Linked DNA regions of Homo sapiens: all the other regions are linked to region 1. Evidence: chromatin contacts called from ENCODE Hi-C or POLR2A ChIA-PET data. All regions are on one chromosome and are shown on one strand. The core of a region is the stretch at or near the end of the contact, and the rest is flanking DNA. Distances in the headings are between cores, read along the strand shown.

Evidence for each region. Hi-C counts contacts between places; a loop is a spot of excess contacts on that map. ChIA-PET counts read pairs that join two places held with the same protein, here RNA polymerase II (POLR2A). Pooled maps may share reads with other maps.
Region 2: a loop to region 1 is called in a map of HCT116, with 2.0 times the contacts of the local background. The contact joins two enhancer-like sites. A Hi-C loop is called at or near these places in 7 of 168 maps with a recorded cell type or tissue (HCT116, PC-9, aorta and 3 more) and 13 of 50 pooled maps. POLR2A ChIA-PET finds 5 or more read pairs at or near these places in 8 of 52 experiments (MCF 10A, OCI-LY7, activated CD4-positive, alpha-beta T cell and 4 more).
Region 3: a loop to region 1 is called in a pooled map, with 2.8 times the contacts of the local background. The contact joins two enhancer-like sites. A Hi-C loop is called at or near these places in 5 of 50 pooled maps. POLR2A ChIA-PET finds 5 or more read pairs at or near these places in 4 of 52 experiments (Caco-2, K562, activated CD4-positive, alpha-beta T cell and 1 more).

What each region holds. Positions count from the first base shown.
Region 1 is chr4:110,163,237-110,167,311 of GRCh38, forward strand. All of the region lies in intron 1 of ELOVL6 (ELOVL fatty acid elongase 6), which reads right to left. Among named protein-coding and RNA genes, the nearest start is that of ELOVL6, 33 kb to the right of the region's middle. Within about 2 kb of position 2,340, at least 9 of the 41 ENCODE cell types and tissues checked have a DNase peak (open chromatin) inside an H3K27ac peak, as active enhancers do; they include HCT116 and PC-9, where a contact is called at or near this core.
Region 2 is chr4:110,085,145-110,089,151 of GRCh38, forward strand. All of the region lies in intron 2 of ELOVL6 (ELOVL fatty acid elongase 6), which reads right to left. Among named protein-coding and RNA genes, the nearest start is that of ELOVL6, 110 kb to the right of the region's middle. RefSeq lists an enhancer at 2,886-3,055. Within about 2 kb of position 2,352, at least 5 of the 41 ENCODE cell types and tissues checked have a DNase peak (open chromatin) inside an H3K27ac peak, as active enhancers do; they include HCT116 and PC-9, where a contact is called at or near this core.
Region 3 is chr4:110,284,989-110,288,830 of GRCh38, forward strand. It overlaps the pseudogene ZBED1P1. Among named protein-coding and RNA genes, the nearest start is that of ELOVL6, 88 kb to the left of the region's middle. RefSeq lists an enhancer at 2,282-2,371. Within about 2 kb of position 2,308, at least 3 of the 41 ENCODE cell types and tissues checked have a DNase peak (open chromatin) inside an H3K27ac peak, as active enhancers do.

The sequences.
Region 1 (4,075 bases), core at 1,090-3,589:
GCTAACATGGTCTTCTCATTTGCTACTAGGTCAGATGCCAATCCTTTAGTAAGGCTTTCCCTGACCCCCTAGCTAAAACAGCTCCCTCTGGCCCCAAGTCACCTCCTATCACACTATTTTCTTTATAGCAGTTAGCAACATCTAATGTTATTTTGTCTATATACTTGTTTACATGTTTAGTGTTTGTGTCCTAGTGGTATGAACGGTCTCTGAGAACAGCGGCCTTGTGCCTGGAACAGAGTCTGGCAAATACAGGCTCCTCAATAAATATTCATCAAACTGAGTCACTGAAATTTAACAGTTATGGACTGACCGCATAGTGTAGCAGACTGGGATGAAGGCCAAGTCTTATCATCAATGAGTATAAAATGCTAGAAGGGTGATATACAAGTCACAACTGACTTTAATATGAGAAAATCTACCACTGCCAAATGAAAAGCAAAAATGGAAGAGTTTAAGATTAAAAGTTCAAAACCTTAAAAGGTTGTATGAAGGTGGCAGCACTGAGTTGGGCTTTCTAAGTTTCAGAAATAGAGAAAGAAGAGAGATATTCCAGTGGTTTAATTTGCCAGGGTCATAAGATACTTATAGAGCAATGGGAGAACTAACTGTAAGATCGAATGGTGAGTTAAGGTCAAGGAATCTTCCTTATCAGGTGGGTAAATCTGAGTCATAGTGACAGGCAATTTGGGAGCAATGAAAAGTTCTTAGCCCTGGTTGTGACATGACATTTCTGAATGTGTAATGAGAAGTTCAAAAATGTTGGCTAGGAATTCATTACTCAGTTGAAAGCAAAATAATACTAAAATATCTGCTGAGAGTCATGCCAGTAAAAGCTACTTTTCATGGAGAGCCTAGAAAGTGCTGGACATTTTGTAAGCCATTGACACACCTTAACTAGTTTAATTATTACTACAGCCTAATTTGATTATCTCAATTTCACACTTAGAAATGGGGGCCTAGGGAGGTTAATGAATGTGCTCAAGTTCACCAAGTCATTAAGTAGCAAAGGCAGAATTGAAACTGTGTCTGAATCCACAGGTCCCAGAGTTTGATACACTGCTGCCCTGATGACAAGTTAAGGTGAGGGAAGATGAAGCCAAGGCCACCCTAGGAAAGGAAAAAGTAAAACGGTTTGTATAGCATGAGTATTCTGAGCTAGGCACTAAGGAAACACTTTGACCTAACTCAGCTTTCATAAGTCTGCCACAAGATGCCATGAACATTTGTCACAAGAAAGCAAGCACAGCCGGGTGAGGTGGCTCATGCCTGTAATCCCAGCACTTTGGGAAGCCAAGGCAGAAACAAGCTGAGGCAACGTGGCGAAAGCCCATCTCTACAAAAAATAGAAAAATTAGCCCGGTGTGGTGGCATGCACCTGTAGTCCCAGCTACTCAGGAGGATGAGGTGGGAGGACCGCTTGAGCCCAGGGAGGTCAAGGCTACAATGAGCCATGATCACGCCACTGCACTCCAGCCTGGGTGAAAGTGGGACCCTGTCTCAAAAAAAAAAAAAAAAAGAAAAAAAAAAAAACACTCAGGTTGGAAGGCAGGTGGGTTGGTAGGCTGCTCATTTATTTCTGATGAAAGAATTTCTTGTTTTGGGGAATTTCTTTTTTTTGAGACAGAGTCTCACTCTGTTGCCCAGGTTGGAGTGCAGTAGCACAATCACAGCTCACTACAACCTCTGCCCCCCAGGCTCAAGCAATCCTCCCACCTCAACCTCTCGAGGAGCTGGGACTACACGTGCACCCCACCACACCCAACTAAGAAAGGATTTCCTGAATGTAATGTGGTATGTGGCCTTTCTGTGCATTTAGTCTTTATCATGCCACCCAAATTGTGGTAAACATATAAGCTTGTAGAGCAGGTTTGATCTCTATTCTTCAAAAAGAGGACTGGTTTCTGACTAGCTGGACTAGCAAAACAGACCATTTGCTAGATATCTACAAACTATAAGCAACCCTCTCCATTATCCTCTCACAGAAAACAATACCAGGGCACCTGTTTAGTGGAACCATGTGCTATTGCCATTCATAGGCCAAAATAGTTAAGTATCGACAATTTACAGGAGGCCCTTCCACCATTATGTTCCTGATTTTGTGGTTCCTTCCTGTCTAGCAGACCTACTCCAACTCCTTAGCCTGGCTTCCAAGCTTCCAATCGACCCTCACAACCCAACTTTATTCCTCAAACCCCACATAAACCTTAGTCAGGCCAGGCTGATTCTCCTCTCAGCTACTGCTGCTCATCAAATCCTCCATTTTAATAGCACTGCAAGAAACAGGAGGGATGAGCTCAGGTTGTCTAGCTCAGAGACACAGCAGCCTGCACTTCAGCTTTGTTCTCTGTAGCACATGTGGCTGTGGTAGGCAGGAAGTAGCATGGTCTCAGGAGCTGGGCGGTTCTAATCTCATCTGAATCACACACAGAGATGAGTTAATCACTTCTTTGAGAGTCAGCTTCCTCAACTATAAAATAACAATTATGATGCATTCCTGTCAGAACTAACAGGAGGATTTTTGTAATAAAGTATGTGGAGCTGGCCAGGTAACACCTGCCTTGCAAAACCAAACATTTACCCATGCATTGGAGTGAACCCAAGGCTAATTCCCCAAGGACAATCCTATATCCTCTGCCAGAAGAGTTTAGCACATCTGGGAAGTGGGAAAAGAGGGTGGTCTTTTCCACGTAAGAAAACCAGTTAGGCTTCTCTACATCCCTAACAAATTATCAACCCACGATCCTGCTTTCAATACATCTGCCTCCTCTGTCAGTGACAGAGCCTCAGCACTCCTGGGACAGCTTATCAACAAAAGCCCAGCTCAGAGCTGATCTGGAGGAAAGATACTGTCAGCCTTCCCCTGGGTACTATAAATCCCAGCCTGCTATCAAGTGAGATCCTAGAGAAGTTGCTCAAGGCACATTCATTTCGCCCCTGGACTGCAGTGTTCTTTGACATTATATCCCTGATTTTCCTTCAAATGTTGTTGTCTTTGGGCTAGGACCTTGGTTTGTTCTTAACTTACTTGAGCAATAATGAGACATCACCTTTCTTTTCAGATAACAAGAATTCTCTTAAATTCTTGTGTTTCAGCCAGGCGCGGTGGCTCACGCCTGTAATCCCAGCACTTTGGGAGGCCAAGGCAGGTGGATCACGAGGTCAAGAGATCGAGACCATCCCGGCCAACAACCGTGAAACCCCATCTCTACTAAAAATATAAAAATTACCTGGGTGTGGTGGTACGCGCCCTGTAGTCCCAGCTACTAGAAGGGCTAAGGCAGGAGAATCGCTTGAACCCGGGAGGAGGGGTTGTAAATGAGCCGAGATCGCGCCACTGCACTCCAGCCTGGTGACAGTGAAACTCCGTCTCAAAAAAAAGAAAAAATTCTTGTGTTTCCACTTTTGCCCTTGCTGCCAGAAGGCAATGAACACTGCCTGTTAATCTCAGCATGGTCAGCCCTCATGGTTAGCATATAAGACATCATGAGTATTCTGGTGCTACCACCATGAAAGGAAACTCCGTCTTCCTTTTTCATCAACCCAACTATTAGCTCTCAAAGTCCCTGCCTTTTGCTGGAGTGTTTCTAAATTTCTTAGCACATAGTGATTTTCTATACTATAGTTACTATAATACTATATTCCAGCACTGGAATATTTGTTCTTTTTCTGTAGCATTCTACTGTATTTTGCATGTACATCTGCCTTCCTAAACAGACTGTGATCCAAATAAGTTGAAATATATACAGAGGGTCTGTCTGTCTGCCAATGCTAGGACATTGCCTTCTATTTCTTTGTCTTCTCACCTGTCTCCTGCATGTCAGGCACACTCTCATCATTTAGTAATCACCAGCTGACTTGACCCAAGAAGACCAAACAGTCTGAATGCACACAGTAGCTGAAGATCACAGGGTTTCAGTATCTCTCCACTGGCAAAAATATTAGGTGCATTGAGACACACTTCTGGTTCTCAGGAATAAAAACTTTATCCCATCTTCAAAATGTAATCGCTATTAGAGTATTTTTACATGCACAGTAAAAGGACTTGTGTTTTAGTACATACAGCGTTAAGTAC
Region 2 (4,007 bases), core at 1,102-3,601, 78 kb before region 1:
AGAGGTTAGGCAATGTATGTGCATGCGTTGGAGGGATGTGGGGAGGGGAAATCATAACCACTGGAATATTCTTCTCCTAGGAAGTCACAGGAGAGGGATGAGAGGCTGCTTCTGGGCTGCTTTGCCTCTCATGGCTCTGCATGGATGGCATGAGGCCAAACAGGAAGCCAACTGAGATAACAACTTCCTCAAGTGAGAGGTTACCAGAACACTGCTATCTCAGGTGCAAGCATCCAGTTAATAGTCCACAGTGCTGGAAAAAATAGCTGGTGAAAGGTCAGAGGCACAATTAAGAAATGCATGAGTAAAGAGTAAGTGTGCCATAGTTGACCAGAATCACAGTGTGATACCTGTCTGGAGAAACACAGCATGTATTGAACTTCTCATCTACTGAACACGTCCCAAAAGCCTTTAGTTGTTCAATGGGGACAGTTACTGTAAGAGTCCCTGGACTCTGGTGAGGGGGCATTGGGTGGTATCTAAAGGGGCATATAAGCCTCCTAATACTATATTGAAACTTTAATTACAGTAAAACATGGAGATTGTTAAAAATGCAGATTTCCAAACTTCACCACCAGAGGCTCTACTTTTTTTGGAAACAGGACCTCACTTTGTCTGGAGTGCAGTGGTGTGATCTTGGCTCACTGCAGCCTCAACCTTCCAGTTTCAAGTGAATTCTCCCACCTCAGCCTCCTGAGTAGCTGGGACTACAGGCATGCTCCACCATGCCCAGCTAAATATTTTGTACTTTTTGTAGAGATGGGGTTTCGCCATGTTGCGATCCACCCACCTTGGCCTCCCAAAGTAATCCCAAGAGTGCTGAGATTACTGGCTCTAATTTTATAGCTTTGGGGAAGAAACCAGAAATGGAGATTTTTAACAAACATTCCAGATGTCTTGATGCAAATGACCCACAGGTCACAGTTTGAGAAACTCTACAGCAAAGTGTTTCCCTCCCTCAGATGCTCATAAAATCATATTCCTATCTAATCGAAGCCACTAATGAAGTCTTTCTGGATTTAGTCCTCTTTAACTTTTTGACCTGTCTCAGTTATGTAAGCAGCATGGCATTTTAAGTCAGACCAATTAATCCTGATTCTGGAACCAGGTATGTGCCCATAGGTAAATTTCTTAATCACCCAAGCATCACTTCTTTCATCCCAAAATAGGGATGTGGTTGCATTTTATGTGCATCTGAATCATGACATTTGGAAATACCACTATATACAATATTAAGGAGGATGTACTTTATATGTTAAATTTGAAGGCATGTGAATCTCTTACATCTAAATTATACTCAGAAATCACAGTTTCAAAGCTAGTGTTCCAACTTGTTTCGTACATTTATAATATTGCCACATGAGAGTAGTGTGTTAGTAGGAAATAGAAATATTTTTGGTCATTAGCTTCTAAACCACTCTCCCTCAGAAGTTCCTAAGTGTGATTTTGATGACTCCTGTGCTGTTATTTTAATGACCACTATTGGTTAATTATGACCATGCTTCCCAGGGGTTCATTAAGTGGTAGTGTTAGTGGTAAAAATGAAAAAATTGTTAGAGCCAAGAACTTTTGAGAGAAGAAACAAAAGTTAGACACGACAAAAAGTTAGTATGTATCCATTCATTGTGTTTAAAATTGTTTTAAAACACAACATTAGATATAGATTTATAGGTTCTGAAAATACCTCCCTATGCGACATTTATTCCTATGGGAAAACTGATCCGGAATTAGGAAAGTTCTGAGTTATTTGATTATTTTGAAATATTCAAGGATCTTATCCTTGAATGTGACCGTCCTATAATAGTATTTCCTTTGCAGGTCTGTTGTGAGGATGAGTAAAGCACCTGATATAGGCTGTCTAAATGGGTTGTTAGGTTTGGAAATTTAGGGAAACACCTGTCACTGTTTCTCTATTCTCAAGAGGGGGAGCCTGTTTATTTTAAACCAGGGTGTTCTTACAAATTTGGGAGATATGAAGTTTTTAGAACAATATAAATTTCCTATTCAATATTGAGAGGTTCTTCCTGTCTCTCTTTTTCACAGCCTCCTCAGACACCGCCCCCACAAGGATTTGATGAATTACCTAAAAGTCACCAAGGGAGCCTGATTGAAACCCTCAACTCTGTATTATTAGGCCGTCTAGAAGTAGATGAGTCTAATTTTCTTTCTCATTTTCTGTAATTTTGATCAGACGCTTCTCTACTTTGCATTCGATTAGTCAAAGCTAACAAGTCACTTCTGAGGAAATTACTGCTTTAGAAATACTTTTTATAAAATTCAATCACTATTCTTGTACCCTGACTCACATTTTTTTCCTACTACAAGACTAGAGTCATCTGAATTGCCTGAAAACTTGGCAGCTCTAAAGGGTAATTATTCTCACTTTTGGACTTGATCCAATACAGGAAACAATAAAAGACTTCCAGAAGGTTTCCAAGCCCAGCTGTCTCTGACACCACTCCTCATTCTGCAAAAATACTGGAATGAGTTTTTTAGTTTGCACCTGTCATTAATGTCACAGTAGAGACACTGGCCCTTACCTTGTTCATACAATTACTTAAACCACATCTACATTTTTAGATCAAGAAACATTTAAAACTTCTGGTGGAATGAAGGAGTAATTTTTTTTAAATAGCTCCTGTTACCTAAAATAAAATTGTAAAAAAAAAAAAAACCTCCTATTTTCTAGTTGGTTTTCAGCACAAAATACTTCCAATCAAAGAGATTTCTGGTAGCTTTGTCTAGTCAAAAGATGGTTCATTTTGTCCTTAACAATTAGAGTCAATTTGGCTCTGTCTTTTCTTTTTTCAGATTCCGGCCTTCGTGAAGGTTACAAATACGTGGTTTTACTACATTTTTGAAGAGTGTTTTAAATTGCAAATGTATTTAGAATTTATAGAACATCAAAGGATTTTTCCTGTAAAAGAAACAAGAAATAATGGATAGCAAAGCCAAGGTGACCTTGACCCTCAGTTTGGAAACTTCCAGGCCCTTCAGTCATTCCCAAAGGTTTTGGTGAACTGTGCACACACAGAGTGTGTTCTCACCAAAGCCAAGCACAGAGCGCTAATTAGAGTATTGTAGCTTATACATTTTCCGGGAGTGAAAATGAGAATAAACACTAATTCTATCAAAGGGCTGGGTGCAGATAACCCCAAGTGAAAACATGAGGAATTCCTTGGGCATACAGTACACTCCTCTTACCCAACGGGGACACATTCCAAGACCCCTGGAGGATGCCTGAAACCCACCAATTGGGACACATTTCTGTTCATGTCTTCCACCCACAGATTTAATGGCTTTTCCATTTTAATAAGCACTGTGGCCGTAAGTCTTGCAGCTGGAGGTGCAACAGCAAAACTAGCATGGATTTCTGTTTCCTTCTCGAAAATTTCATGTATAGAAGATTTGTTTTCACCATAGATCTTGGCAACCTTAACATATAGTATTTTTTTCCTTACTAAGTTGAAACCTTTCACCTTTTCTCTTAAAGCACTTTCTGGCTTCTCTTTGGCATATCCAAGTAGCCAGCATCACTATTGCACTTGCAGGTCATATTAAGTAAAATAAGAGTCACTTGAACACAAGCACTGTGACACAAAGACAGTCTGATCACCAACAGGGCTACTAAGTGACTCACAGGTGTGAATCTGCTTGATAAAGGAAGGATTCATGTCCTGAGAGGGACGGAGTGGTGTGATGCAGTATTTCATCATGCTAGTCAGAATGGTGCACAACTTAAAACTGTATAAATTGTTTGTTTCTGGAATTTTCCATTACAGTTACCACCGGTAACTGAAACCACAGAAAGTAAAATCGTGGGTAAGGGAAACTACTGCACTCGTGTTTCATTGTAGGGACTAGAAGTGAGCTAGATCTTTTGCAACAAATTTCTTGGTCCTCCAAAAATCAGATCTACCCATGTCTTTTTAACTTTGTGTTATTTACTTTCTTTCTCTTTCCAGCAAATGTTACTCCGACAGCTATTTCAAGTGATGAGCATACAT
Region 3 (3,842 bases), core at 1,058-3,557, 120 kb after region 1:
AATTCATACAACTCAATAGCAACAAAACAAAACAAAAACCCAAAAAAGCTGATTAAAAGATGGGCAAAGGACCTAAAATACATTTTTCCAAGGAAAACATACGAATGGACAACTTATGAAAAGGTGCTCAACGTCACTAATCATCAGGAAAATGCAAATCAAAACCACAATGAGACATCACCTCACACCTGTTTAGGATAGCTATTATCAAAAAGGTGAGAGGCAACAAGTGTTGATGAAGGTGTGGAGAAAAGGAAACCTTTGTCCACTGTTGATAGGAATGTAAATTGGTATAGCCATTAGGCAAAAAACTATGGAGAGTTCTGAAAAAATTAAAAATAGAGGCAAGGCATGGTGGCTTATTCCTCTAATCTCAGCACTTTGGAAGGCTGAGGCATGAGGATCACTTGAGCCCAGGAGTTTGAGGCTGTAGTGAGCTATGATTGTGCCACTGCACTCCAACCTGGGTGAAAGAGAGAGACCTCATCCCTAAAAAAACAGACAAAAAGGAAATAAAATCAGTATCTCGAAGTGATATCTGCACCTGCTTGTTCATTTCAGTATAATTCACAATAGATATGGAAACAATCTAAGTGTTAATTGGCAGTTAAATGGATAAAGAAAATCACACACACACACACACATACACTGTGAAATATTAGTCAGGCTTAAAAAGGAGTAAATCCTGCCATTTTTGACAACATGAATGAACTTGGAGGACATTATGTTAAGTGAAACAAGCCAGACTCAGACTCAAATATTGTATGATCTCATTTATATGCAGAATCTAAAAAAGTCCAACTCATTGAAGAAGAGAGTAGAGCAGTGACTACCAGCTGTTGTGGGGTGGGGGAAATGGGAGATGTTGGTCAAAGGTTACAAACTTTCATTTATAACATGAGTAAATTTTGGGGATCTATTGTACAGCATGATAGCTACAGTTAATAATACTGTATTGTTTACTTAAAATTTGCCAGAGAGTATGCCTTAAGTGTTCTTATCACACACACACACACACACACAGAGTACATATATATGGTGATGGATGTGTTAATTAATTTGATTTTGGTAATTATTACACAAAGTATATGTACATCAAATCAACAAGTTGAACACGTTAAATAGATATAATTTTTCTTTGTCAATTATACCTCAATAAAGCTGAAAAAAAAGAAATATAACATGAGTCACAAACGTGAGCCACATTGTAATTCTAAATGTTCTAATAGTCACATGAAAGAAGTAAAAAAAGTAAAATTAATTTTAATAATATATTCTATTTACTAGTATATTAAAATCATTACCATTTAAATATGTATTCAGTATAAAATTATTAATGAGATAGTTTACTTTTTTAAAAATATTAAGCCTTGGAATAAGTATGTATTTTACACTCATAATACATCTCAGTTTGGACAGGCCTCACACTTCAAATGCTCAGTGTGTACCGTATAGGACAGTGTATCTTTAGATCACTGTTGTCAATATAAAAACAAAATATGTGAAAATCTTTATTATAACAATTGAATTCATGATTTTCCTCAAATGAAGGCAAAGAAATAAAATTTTATGAAATAAGTATACTATAAAATGATTTATATGGTGTATGTGTCCTTATTTTATTATTCAACTACACATCAATAGAATACTCAGATATACACACGTGTGAATATATTAGTTGTCTTTGATGTTTTTCAGGCACATAAAAAGCATAACTTTACATGTTTTTTTACTTAGTCACTATAAAGTTATATTTATCAAGGTAGGCACCTAAAACATTTTATTTATTTATTTATTTTTAAAGTAACCAGTTTATTTTGTTTTATTGGAGGGTGTTGATTGGGCATTTTGTTTTGTTTTGTTTTGTTTTGCTTTGTTTTAGAGTCGGAGTTTTGCTCTGTCATCCTGGCTGGAGTGCAGTGGAACGAACATAGCTTACTGTAGCCTCGAACTTCTGGGCCCAAGGGATCCTCCTGCCTTAGCTTCTGGAGTAGGGGGCACTAGAGGCGCATGCCACCCCACCTGGCTAACATTTTATTTAAGAGTTTACTAGGCCAGGCACAGTGGCTCATGCCTGTAATCCCAGCATTTGTGAGGCTGAGATGGGAGGATTCTTTGAGGCCAGGAGTTCGAGACCAGCCTGGTCAACATAGTGAGACCCCATCTCTAAGAAAAAAAGGTTTGCTAACTTGATTTCCAACACTTAAATATTTGGGCATATAGTAGGCATTCATCTATAACCTTGCCACAGGCCCTGCAAAAGTTGGACTTGGGCCTGGCTTGGAACTCTGCTTTCAAATGTTGGCATGACTCATTCCCTCACTCCTTTGAGAATGAGCTCAAATTTCGTTTTGTCAGTGAGAACCGAAACTGTATACACCCACATAGCTTACTGTGTATATTTACAGGCCTTTGTTATTCTAGGTTTCATCAACATAGCTTTACTATTCTAGGAAACTCTTGCTGAAGAAGATAAAAGTTGTGAATAACATTATCATTCATTTCAGCAATGTCCCAAAAGGCCATCAACTCTTCATGAAAAGCATCAATTTGTTCCTCCAGTCATGGGAGCCATATCAAAACTACAGTTGAAACCCCAAGACTGCTTGAACCCAAGACTCTTTGAAAACCTTGCCTTTACATCTTCACTTTGCTGTGACCACGAATCTTAAACTATTAAGTCATAATCCTTACAGAGTGTTAATTAAGCACTGATATCGGATAAGATCTGTCTTAAACTGACTTAGAGTCCCAGTAAATATCCTGACTTTGTTCTCCCTCTTCTGAGATGCTCTAAGATTCTGTGGAGGGAGTACTCCCTTCCCAAGATCAATATAAGCTCAGCTTTGTCTTTTCGACAGGTTGTCATAGTGATAATTTGGGGAGCCAGCATTCAGGATCAGTAAGTCTTTCTCTGAACATTCTTTTTTTTTTATTTTTTTTTTGAGAAGGAAGTCTTGCTCTGTCACCCAGGCTGGAGTGCAGTGGCGTGATTTCGGCTCACTGCGACCTCCCAGGTTCAAGGGTTCAAGCGATTCTCCTGCCTCAATATCCTGAGTAGCTGGGATTACAGGTGCCTGCTTACCACGCCTGGCTAATTTTTGCATTTTGAGTAGAGACGGGGTTTCACCATGTTGGCCAGGCTGGTCTTGAACTCCTGACCTCAGGTTTTCTACCCGCCTTGGCCTCTCAAAGTGCTGGGATTATAGGCATGAGCCACCATGCCAGGCCTGGTCTTGAACTCCTGACCTCAAGTGATCCACCTGCCTCGGCCTCCCAAAGTGCTGTGATTACAGGCGTGAGCCACCGCGCCCAGCCTAGTCAAATTGTTTTATATAAGAGAATGTTAATCAAATTTTCTGATCAGGTGATTTTTCAAAAGCTAAAGCATTATATCAGAGCTTATATCAGTAAGAGTAGCCGGGGATGTAGAGGATATTCTAAGCATAAATCTTTCTGATGATCTGGCTTTATCCCAGAGATGTGAAATTAATAACACATCAGGGTATAAAGAGAATATTCTTTCCACATGAATATCATTTCTCATAAAGGAGTTTTTACAGAAAATTAGCAACTTCTCTGGAATTAAAGGAACATCGCTCTGTTACCCAGGCTGGAGTACAGTGGCGAGATCATAGCTCACTGCAGGCTTGACCTCTCAGGCTTAAGCAATCCTCCTGCTTCAGCCTCCTGAGTAGCTGGGACTACAGATGTGCACCACCGCACCCAACTAATCTTTAAATTTTTAATTTTTTGTAGAGACGGGGTCCAACTATGTTGCCCAGGCTGGTCTCAAACTCCTGGGCTCAAGCAGTTGTCCACAGGCTGCAGTTTTAGTTCAT